Linked DNA regions of Homo sapiens: region 2 is linked to region 1. The links are chromatin loops, found by intact Hi-C in ENCODE. Cell type or tissue: B cell. All regions are shown on one strand. Links, peaks and the distances in the headings refer to the core of each region. The heading gives the core; the rest is flanking DNA.

The links. Peaks named below come from ENCODE experiments on the same cell type or tissue, not always from the same donor. Only the 100,000 strongest peaks of a DNase experiment are listed, where the experiment ranks them.
Region 2: it touches region 1 in a loop (11-fold over the local background); 2 of 110 quality-filtered maps call a loop at or near these places.

The regions. Positions count from the first base shown.
Region 1 is chr3:56,915,696-56,921,069 of GRCh38, reverse strand. It overlaps a transcript of ARHGEF3 not described here. Among named protein-coding and RNA genes, the nearest start is that of ARHGEF3-AS1, 22 kb to the left of the region's middle. RefSeq lists enhancers at 4,169-4,258, 4,185-4,735, 4,736-5,288 and a silencer at 5,069-5,138. In B cell, for the core only: no CTCF peak of the experiment used is centred there; DNase peaks (open chromatin) are centred at 2,639, 3,199, 4,629 and 4,989; H3K4me3 peaks cover 2,681 bases; H3K27ac peaks cover 2,983 bases.
Region 2 is chr3:57,066,306-57,071,679 of GRCh38, reverse strand. All of the region lies in intron 1 of SPATA12 (spermatogenesis associated 12), which reads right to left. It also overlaps a transcript of ARHGEF3 not described here. Among named protein-coding and RNA genes, the nearest start is that of SPATA12, 8.3 kb to the right of the region's middle. RefSeq lists an enhancer at 2,591-2,970. In B cell, for the core only: no CTCF peak of the experiment used is centred there; a DNase peak (open chromatin) is centred at 2,959; H3K4me3 peaks cover 836 bases; H3K27ac peaks cover 286 bases; H3K27me3 peaks cover 1,971 bases.

The DNA.
Region 1 (5,374 bases), core at 91-5,090:
TTTTTTTTTTTTTTTGAGATGGAGTCTCGCTCTGTCACCCAGGCTGGAGTGCAGTGGTGCAATCTCGGCTCACTGCAAGCTCCGCCTCCCAGGTTCACATCATTCTCCTGCCTCAGCCTCCTGAGTAGCTGGGACTACAGGTGCCCGCCACCACGCCTGGCTAATTTTTTTTTGTATTTTTAGTAGAGACAGGGTTTCACCACGTTAGCCAGGATGATCTTGATCTCCTGACCTCGTGATCTGCCCGCCTCGGCCTCCCAAAGTGCTGGGATTACAGGCATGAGCCATCGTGCCCGGCCTTGGCCATGAGATTTTTTTACTACCTATTTTTAAATTCAGTTTGTGGAATTTTAAAATTTGAAGTATCAAATGGGGTATGTTTAAAGACCTTGAAATTCCCTTTCCAACTGTAAGATTTTGTGACATTTCTGGCTTGTTAAGTACAAATAAGAAAGACATTAAGGAACCAGGATAAAGTTCAAATGGAAAGAATCATCGTTGCTTGCCAACTTTTAATGAAGAAGTAATTCTGCTAAAATCTAAATATTTTATTTTATGTAAATGAAATTCTCACAACCCTGACGAGTATGTTCCTTATAATATCTTTGGTAAGGAAATTGCTTGGAACTTCTCAACAGAAAATACCCTCAGATATATCGAACAAGAACACAGGAAACATGGTTCTGGTTCTAGTGATACCATGACACTTTTGGTGACACCTTAGTTAGGTCCCAGTTTTGGTGCTAATCTCTTTAGAGCCCAACAAGAGGGGTTGTTACCAGTTTGGTTATTTAACCAGCTGTGGGAAAACAGGGTTCATCTTTGCATCGTAGGCACCCTATAGGTAGTTTCCTGTGTATAAATATATGATTCAACTCTATATACTGAAAGAAAAATACCATACCCTGAAAACCTATGCCCCCAGAATTTTGTAGGTTTTTTTCCCCCTTTTAACATTTCTCTCCAATCTATGTAGAATTTATGTTGGATGAGTATGAAGAAGGGCTTTAAAATGAGGCTTTTCATTCCAAGAGGCAAGTGAATTGTCCCATTGTTAGCGATCCTTCTCTAGTGGTTTGTGCTCTAATATGTCAGATTCTTGAATATCCCAGAGCAGGTTTCTCGCTGTGTCTTCTGAGGGCTGTATGCTTGTAGCAGGAGCTCTGAAGTAAGCTTGCTAGGCCCCACTCCTGACCAACCTCACCACCTCTAGGCCACGTGCCATGGGTAGGCGTACACCACCTTTTTGAGTCTCAGTTTTTTTAAATCTGCAAAAAGAAAGATAATAATAAGGCCTACTTTGGGACTGTTGTGAGGATCACGTGGGAAAATACATGGTAAGTGCTCATATTAAAACATAAAAAATCCTTAGTCGCTGTGGTTTCAGTAATTGTGGCTGTATGATATGTTAATATCCACACACAGGTGCACTTTCATCATGAGTTATCAACATTGGCAGAGGTAAGAGGAATGGACAATGAGAAGTGACATTTCAAGTGTATCTTTCGTATTTGCTAAATGTCCACAGGGCAGGTGGCTAAATGAGTTAATTTCCTTCCATACCATAGCATGCTCTGCAGTAAGAGGTCAAAAATGTGCGTGACAGGGAAAGATGCCCTGGATGTTAAATGAAAAAAGAAGCAAGTGGTAGAACAATGTTATCATTCTATTTTTGAAAAAAATAAGATGTTACACCCAGCAACTCGTGTTTTTAGACAGAAGGAAATGTCTGGAAGGATTACCACCAGAGGGTGCAAACTGGTGGCCCCTGGGCCAAATGTAGCCAGCAACTGTGTTATGTGGCCCATACAGTACTTCTTATGGTGATGAATAGTTGCCAGCATTTACAAATTGAGAGATTTTACATAAAACCCTGAATTTCAGGCTTCTATTGAAAAAATTAGAATGTCTGCTCACCCTGGATGATTAACCCCTTAGGAACCCGAAAAGCTGGAACTGACCTAAGACAAAAACTCTCAGTGGTGCCCCAGTGCCCACCTGGCCTTTTCTTTCAGGTACCTGACCCCTGCTCCTAAATCCTTTTGGGTTTATGAACCTCTGTCTACGTCTGGCTTTTTAACACCAGTGCATCCAGCAAATGGGATCGGGATAGAAAAAAAAGTAGGGCCTTTGGGAAGACTCACTTTTTACTTTATATACTTCTTTGTGGTTTGAATGTGTATACTTCTGTGTGGTTCGAATGTGTGACAGTGATGCTATGTTACTATTAAAATGTAAAAACCAATACATAAACATGTTTGAATACTTAGTAGTATCCTAGATGCCATAGAGAAGACTCCTGTTCCTTTTGATATCCCATTATAAAGCTCAAAATGAACGTGGACCTTGCGGATCAGAGCCTCTTACTATTGAAATTCTCCTCTTGAAGTGCCTTCTTCATGGACCCATTTCAATCCGGGAGTTCTTGCTTCTGGTCAGAGCAAGGGCATCAGAGGAGACGGCCGTGCCCTGTTTTTGCTTCCTTTTTGCAGGCTTGCATCCCTTTCCCCTGCCAGGGCATCTGTTGGCCCTCTCTCTGCCCCTCCCTGCTCCACTGCTACCTGCCCTGGAGCCCCTCAAGTTTCACCTCTTGCACGAAGTGCTGCAGCCCACGGGTTTCAGTTCTTCTTTCCCATTCAGTCAGCAGCCGGAAGTTAGGTTGAATCATTCTAGGATTTGTTCATGTGAATGTTTCCTTCCTCCTCTCCAAAGAAATAAAACGTACAATGCCCTGGTCGTCTCACATTTCCAGTGAATCCTTACTGGGGTGAGGCTGGCCTTGGCTGCTGGGACTCCTTGAAGTGGCTTGTCAGAAAATACTCCAAGAGAGGAATGGCTGGGTGATGGAGCCTCCCGCATTTCCCAGGGCACTGTCTTTCTTCATCGGCTGAATTGTCCCCAAAGCTAGCTAATCTCAAGTTGTTTACAGGCTTGTTCAAATTTAGGACCCTTCCTGTGTAGGAGGCTGGAACAAGACGCCTTAGGAATACCTGCCCTTACCCCTCCACCAGCCACCACTTAACCAGCTTGCTTTGTGGGGAGTCAGGCTTTAGGAAATAGGGAATCCCAAGGACAATCTGAAACCCACCTCTCAGTGGACACTGTCATTTGATCTGACACTCATTACCGAGTGCTTCCAGGTGCTAGCTCCATGGTGACCCAGATGCTTGCCTGAAAGGCGTAAGGCTTTTTACAGTGATTTCACTTCCTCCTTTCTCTAAGCAGGTGTGATTCCCTCACACTTTTTGAAGCAAGACCCAAGCCTGTCAGTTCAGCTTCCAGACCTATTAAAGTACTTGGTGTCTTCCAAAATACCCTGTAGTTCTGCACTGCCTTGCTGTTGAGTTTGCCAGTTCTTTTGCCTAGAACACCCATCAGAACGCTGCCCATGTGTCTCTGGCTCTGAGAACCCTTCTCAGACTTTGTCCCCATGAAAATGCATTTGCCAAGCTCACTTATTTCCTGGACCCCTCAGCACTTTTTGCAAATTTCTGGCAACGTGAATGGAAAGAGCCTGCTTTCTCATAAAAGTCTTGGATTTAATCTCCTTCTGTTAGACCGGAAGCTTGTTGTTCAAATGAACCTGCTGTCTTTGCTGGGTCCCCAGACTTTACTCAGGCTTGAGACAGAGGAAGGCTCTTAAAAATCCGTGCATTTGTAAGAAGGCCCCAGGAAACCCTGGGCTAAATCTTAACAGCTAAAATTTGTAATTAGGAAGATTTTTGCAAGTCAAATACTACCCCATTAGATAACTAAAATAAATAAATAAATAATTGAGAACTACACTGGAGTTATGTCTCCTTGAGTTTGAGACCTTCTGCCAATGTGCAAGGAGGGTGAGAGTGCTGGTTTGTTTGTGGGGAAGGAGTGAGCCAGGCATAGTTTTCAATCTGAAACCTTGTAGTTTCCTATGAGACAAGTCTACCTCACCCAAGAGGTCTGGGTTTTTTATAAGGCAAGGAACTGGAGCAAGATGTTCATTCTGGTGAGATCCCCACTTCATAAAACAAGAAATGTCAGCCATGAATTATTTCCATAATAGCTCTGAGCAGGAAGACCTCTTGTTATCCATGACAAAAGTTGAAAGGGAGGTTTCCAGAAGCAGCTATTTTGAAAGGGCTCTGAAGAGAAGATGCCAGGTTTGCATAAGACAAAAAGAAACGGATGGGTGTGTAGTTGCTTTTGAACCGCGACTCAGTGTGGGCTCTGTATCCCGGACAGGGCTACTGATTCTTGGGTAAAGTTCAAGTAGATCATTGATTCCTCTTTGAAGACCCAAAGCTCTCCTCCCAGTGTCCCTTCTCCTAGTGATGCTTTATTTTCTATTTCACCCCAGTGTTTGGGTCTGCAAAGCTCCAGGCAGCACAGCCGCTGCAGCCGATGGGATGCTTCACATTGCTTTTGGTGGGGACCCAGTGAGCACTGTTTGTCTCTTACAGGCTGGGGATTGTCAGTCAGAAACTGAACTTCTGGTGTACCTTTGAATGCCCAAAGAGTGCTCTGCAAAAGCAGCAGTAGCAGGAGAGGTGGGGAGCTCTTGACTGGTGCGGCTCTCAGCCTCTGACACTTGTAACTGATGGCCCCTGTCACTTCCTGTCATGCAGCCCAAGTGGCGGGGAGGAGTTCCTTCAGGGAAACTATGCTCAGCCCTGTTCAGAGAATCCTGTGCACAGGGCTCCACTGCAGTTAGGAGCCGGTGAGTCCGGGTGGATGAGGTCAGAGCGCCCCATGGTGTGGTGCTGCCTCTTTGTCCGTTCGCAGGTAAGCCCCCTGCTGCTGAGCCTGGGATGGGCCGGCTCTCAACTCCCACCCGAGCCGGGTGGGGTGGTGCCAGGATCTGAGGTGTGGGAGGATGCAGTGTTCTCTTTACCTTCCAAGAAACTGATCAGGGAGCTGCTGTTAAAAGCACCTGGGATGATGGAGCCAGATTCCCGCCTCACTTTCGTATGAATCAGAAGAGCACTGTGTGGCTGTGTTTAAGACCGCAGATGGCTTTGCTTGGTTGCGAGGGTGAGCTGAGTGGCGTGCATAGCTGTCAGGGCCTCCTTTAGCATAAGTGATTGGAGGGGAACAAAGGGAAGGGCTTTTCACGCTCTGCTGTGCAATGCTACTGTTTTAATTTTTGTAAGAGAATGGTTTTAATTAATGGGAAGGAAAAGAGGGAAAAGAAGGATGCATCTGCCTTCTGTTTTGTTGTTGCTATTTAATCACAAAGTGGATTTCCAAGATCTTCTCTTTTTCTTTGGATTGGAAGATGGCTAAACTCAGTTTTAGAAGTTCATGCTGGTTGGAGCAACTGTTTTGTAGATTTCCCTAAAGTGATCCTGGTGTTTTGAGTCTGTTTATTATTGGGAGAGTGAAGTCAGATATTATC
Region 2 (5,374 bases), core at 84-5,083, 150 kb before region 1:
ATATTTTTTTTTTTTTTTTTGAGATGGAGTTTTGCTCTTTCACCCAGGCTGGAGTATAGTGGCATGATCTCGGCTCACTACAACCTCCACCTTCCGGTTTCAAATGATTCTCCTGCCTCAGCCTCTCAAGTAGCTGGGACTACAGGTGTGCATCATCACACCCAGCTGATTTTTGTATTTTTAGTAGAGACGGGGTTTCACCATGTTGGCCAGGCTGGTCTGGAACTCCTGACCTCATGATCTGCCCACCTTAGCCTCCCAAAGTGCTGGGATTACAGGCATGAGCCACCACGCCCAGCCATATGCCTATATATTCTTATAAGAGTTTTATAGTTTTAGCTCTTAGATTTAGAACTTTGATCTGTTTTGATTTGATGTTTGTATGTGGTGTGAGGTAGGGGTCTAGCTTCATTTTTTGCATATGGAAATCCTGTTGTCCCAGAACCATGTGTTGAAAAGACTCTTCTTCCCCATTAAATTGTTTTGACACTCTTGTCAAAAATCAATTTACTATAAATGTAAGCATTTATTTCTGCATTCTCAATTCTAGTCCATTCATCTATATGTCTATCCTTATGCCAGTATTGCTGTCTATACTGTCTTGACTACTATAGCTTTGTAGTAAGTTTTGAAATCAGGAAGTATGAATCCTCCAACTTTGTCCTTCTTTTTCTTTTTTCTTTCTTTCTTTCTTTTTTTTTTTTTTTTGTGACAGAGTCTTGCTCTGTCACCCAGGCTGAAGTGCAGTGGCATGATCACTGCTCACTGTAGCCTCGACCTCCTGGGCTCAAGCAATCCTCCCACCTCAGCCTCCCAAGTAGCTGGGACTACAGATGTGTGCAACCATACCCAGCTAATTTTTAATTTTTATTTATTTATTTTTGGTAGAGACTGGGTCTGGCTGTGTTACCCAGGCTGGTCTCAAACTCCTGGGCTCAAGTAGTCCTCCCACCTTGGCCTGCCAAAGTGCTGGGATTATAGGTGTTAGCCACTGTGCCCAGCCTGACCTTCTTTTTCTAGATTATTTTGGCTGTTCTGGATCTCCCTATGAATTTTAGGATCAGCTTGTTAGTTTCTGCAAAAAGAGACCTGAGATTTTGACAGGGGTTACATTGACTCTGTAGATCACTTGGGGAGTTTTGCCATCTTAACAATATTAACTGTGGAACCTAAATTCCTTTTTGCTGGTGGCACTGCTCACTCAGCTTCCCTAGTCATTGAGTCTGCTGAGTAGGCACTCTGAGACCCATCCATCAAACTGCACAGACAAAACTCCAGCGATGTAAATGTCTCTTTCCTTTTTGAAGAAAGTAACACAGTATACTGTAGTGTCTAATTTAAGGCTTGGGTAAGACATTTAACTCCTGAATTTGTGAAATGGGAGTGCATCTGGCACCTGGACACACATATGACAGATCTGGCTTTCCTTCATGCTAAGGATGGGATGGAGATCTCTAAGATACTCCCATAACCCCTTGCTTCATGCCTGGAGAAGTGTGGTGGGAACTGGGAGACCCCACAGCCCTGGAGGCACCAGGTGGTGATAGGAGAATTGAAGCCAGGCTCCATTTTATCTTGTTTTATCTGTTGGGCAAAGGGGTACAATTTCATTTGAGGAAAGAGTTCTGCTGCTAAAACAATCTTAGCCCCTCACCCCCAATTCACTCACATCATAGTTTGAAGAATGGAATAAAAATAAAAAGGGAGTAATATCACATATTAAAAGTTTAGTTTAGGCCAGGCGCAGTGGCTCATGCCTGTAATCCCAGCACTTTGGGAGGTTGAAGTGGGAGCATTGCCTCAGGCTAGGAGTTTGAGACCCGCCTGGGCAGCAAAGCGAGACTCTATTTCTATAAAACAATTAAAAATTAGTTGGGTGTGACGGCACATGTCTGTAGTCCCACATACTTGGAAGGCTAAGGTGGGAGGATAGCTTGAGCCCCGTTGTTTGACGCTGCAATGAGCTGTGCTCACACTAATGCACTCCAGCTTGGCGACAGAGCAAGACCCTGTCTCAAAAGAAAAAAAAAAGCTTAGTTTACACCCTGACATGTACTTATGTGTTCCAGATGTAATGCTTTGGCACAGCACAAATACATGATTTTATTTTCAAGAAAGAAATAATAAAAAATGGAGTGCCTATATTTGTATCACTTGGAACCTTGTTTTCTAAACTTAAAGAACAACCTGGGAAACTACATTTGAAACTTCAAATCCATTCATACCTCAACTCATCTGGGGTGAGGAGCTCTCATTTTAAACAAACAATGTGTGTGTGTGTGTGTGTGTGTGTGTGTGTGTGTTTGAGAGACAGAGATTAGAGTTATTTATTGCAGTTGTTTCAAAAAAGCAATTTAAAAAAGCATGAATTTGGACTGTGTTTTTAGTTTGTTTCTGGGAGAAGAGAAACTTACATGCAATAGAATATATGTTTTGAGGTCTTCAAAATCTCAGATCTAGGCCAGGCGTGGTGGCTCACGCCTGTAATCCTAGCACTTTGGGAGGCTGAGGCAAGTGGATCACGAGGTCAGGAGTTCAAGACCAGCCTGGCCAAGATGGTGAAACCCCGTCTCTGCTAAAAATACAAAAATTATCCAGACGTGGTGGTGAGTGCCTGTAATCCCAGTTACTAGAGAGAGGCTGAGGCAGAGAATTGCTTGAACCTGGGAGGCAGAGGTTACGGTGAGCCAAGATCACGTCATAGCACTCCAGCTTGGGTGATACAGCGAGACTCGGTCTCAGAAAAAAAAAAAAAAAAAATCAGATCTTTTGCCTTAGCAGATTCCCTTATTTAAGTTGTTGGAACCGGCAGTTCATAGGGATTTTGTTTCCATCCTTTAGTGAGGGGGGTGTGTGCGTGTGTGTGCACATGGAAAGTTAGGGGAAAAACACAATGATATAACCTAACCCCAAAACAAGGAAGCACGTTACACAGTTGAGGTTTGGCGCTTCAGTTCCTGCCCAGTCTCAGAAGGTACAGCTTGGCTGACCTTGTGTGACCTATCTCTATGACACATCTCCCAAGGGGGTGGGGAGGACTGTTTCTCTCCAGCATGGCTTTAGTTTTATAAAAGCCCTGTGCAGTCTTGCAAACTCAAATGGTTTTCTTAACAAATCACTCACATTTCATGTGTTCTGGGCTGGGCAGGGCCTCGCTAATCCTTGGCCAGCTTTGTGAGTCAGAAATTATTTAAATGATTGCCTGAGTCCTTTTGAGGCGAGAGAATTGGCAAGTTAATTTAGGGAGGTGCAATGACTCTTAAACAGCACTGCAGTGAGTGGCAGCATTGATAAATGTGTTAGAAGCTCTATTTTATTGTGATAATAAATGCTAATGAAGAAAATGAACGTATTACCTTTTAGAGTGAGATAAGAATGATGATGCTACCAAATTTTATTAAGCATTTATTGTGTGGTGGAGTATGGTGGCTTCTCCCATGTTTTTGACTGTGACCTATTGTAAAACATAGACTGCAACCTGGTAACCTGGTGTGTGTGTGTGTGTGTGTGTATGTGTGTGTGCGCGCATATCTGAATTATTTGGTGAAACAATAGTTACCCTATGCGTGTCTAGTGTCCTCTGGGCTCAAGTGATCCTCTTGCCTTGGCCTCCAGAGTAACTGGGACTACAGGTGCATGCCACCACACCGGCTAATTTTTTGTTGTTGTTTGTTTGTTTTTGTTTTTTTTGAGACGGAGTCTTGCTCTGTCGCCCAGGCTGGAGTGCAGTGGTGTGATCTTGGCTCACTGCAAGCTCTGCCTCCCAGGTTCACGCCATTCTCCTACCTCAGCCTTCTGAGTAGCTGGGACCACAGGAGCCCGCCACTTTGCCTGGCTAATTTTTTTGTTTTGTTTTTTTTTTTTAGTAGAGACGGGGTTTCACCGTGTTAGCCAATGGTCTCGATCTCCTGACCTCATGATCCGCCCGCCTCGGCCTCTCAAAGTGCTGGGATTACAGGCATGAGCCACCGTGCCTGGTCTCACGCCGGCTAATTTTTTAAATTTTTTGTAGAGACTGGGTCTCTCTGTATTACCCAGGCTGGTCTCAAACTCCTGGCCTCATGTGATTTTCTGGCCTCAGCCTCCCAGTGTGCTGGGATTACAGGTGTGAGCCACTGCACCCACCCTAAAGTTGCATTTGAAAACAAATATATCTACTATGATAGCTTTGATCAGTATATAGACAAATATTATTATTATTATTATTATTATTATTATTATTATTTTGAGACAGAGTCTTGCTGTCACCCAGGCTGGAGTGCAGTGGCGCAATCTTGGCTCACTATAAGCTCTGCCTCCTGGGTTCACGCCATTCTCCCGCCTCAGCCTCCCGAGTAACTGGGAGTACAGGCGCCCGCCACCACGCCCGGCTAATTTTGTTTTTGTATTTTTAGAAGAGACAGGGTTTCACCGTGTTAGCCAGGATAGTCTCGATCTCCTGACCTTGTGATCCACCCGCCTTGGCCTCCCAAAGTACTGGGATTACAGGCGTGAGCCACCGCGCCTGGCCGACAAATGTTATTCTTTCTGGGTTGCCATATTTTGTGGTTTTTAAAAAATATATTTTTATTCATTTATCTGGTGACTTGAAATTTCATGCAAGTACAGGTCCTTACAGACAATTTCTATTGGAAAATCACTTATTTTGGGTGTGTATTAGGGTTTGGAGAGAAACAGAACCAACAGGATGTGTGTCAATCAATCGCTCATCTATCTATTGAGAGGTTGATTTTTAGGAATTGGCTCATGTGATTGTGGAGGCCAGGTGAGTCAAAAATCAGCAAGGTAGACTGGCAGGCCGGAGACCCAGGGAAGAGTTGCAGTGAGCCCAAAGGCTCTCTGGGTAGAATTCTTCCTGCTCTGGGAGGTCGGTCTTTTTCTATTAAGGCTTATAGCTGATTGGATAAAGCCCACCACATCATGGAGAATAATCTGCTTTACTCTAAGTCCACTGATTTAAATGTTAATCTCATCTAAAAAATACCTTCACAGAAATGTCTAGAATGTTTGACCAAATAGCTGGTTACCATGGTCTAGCCAAGTTGACACATAAAATTAATCATCACAGTGGGTAAAATACTGTTTGAGGTTGTTCAGAAGAAAGGAAAAAGGCAAAAGCCTGGGCGCGGTGGCTCACGCCAATAGTCCCAGCACTTTGGGAGGCCGAGGCGGATGGATCACTTGAGGTCAGGAGTTCAAGACCAGCCTAGCCAACATGGTGAAACCCCGTCTCTACTAAAAATACAAAAATTAAGCCAGGCATGGTGGCGGGTGCCTGCAATCCCAGCTACTTGGGAGGCTGAGGCAGGTGAATCGCTTGAACCTGGGAGGCGGAGGTTGCGGTGAGCCAAGATCATGCCACTGTACCTGGGTG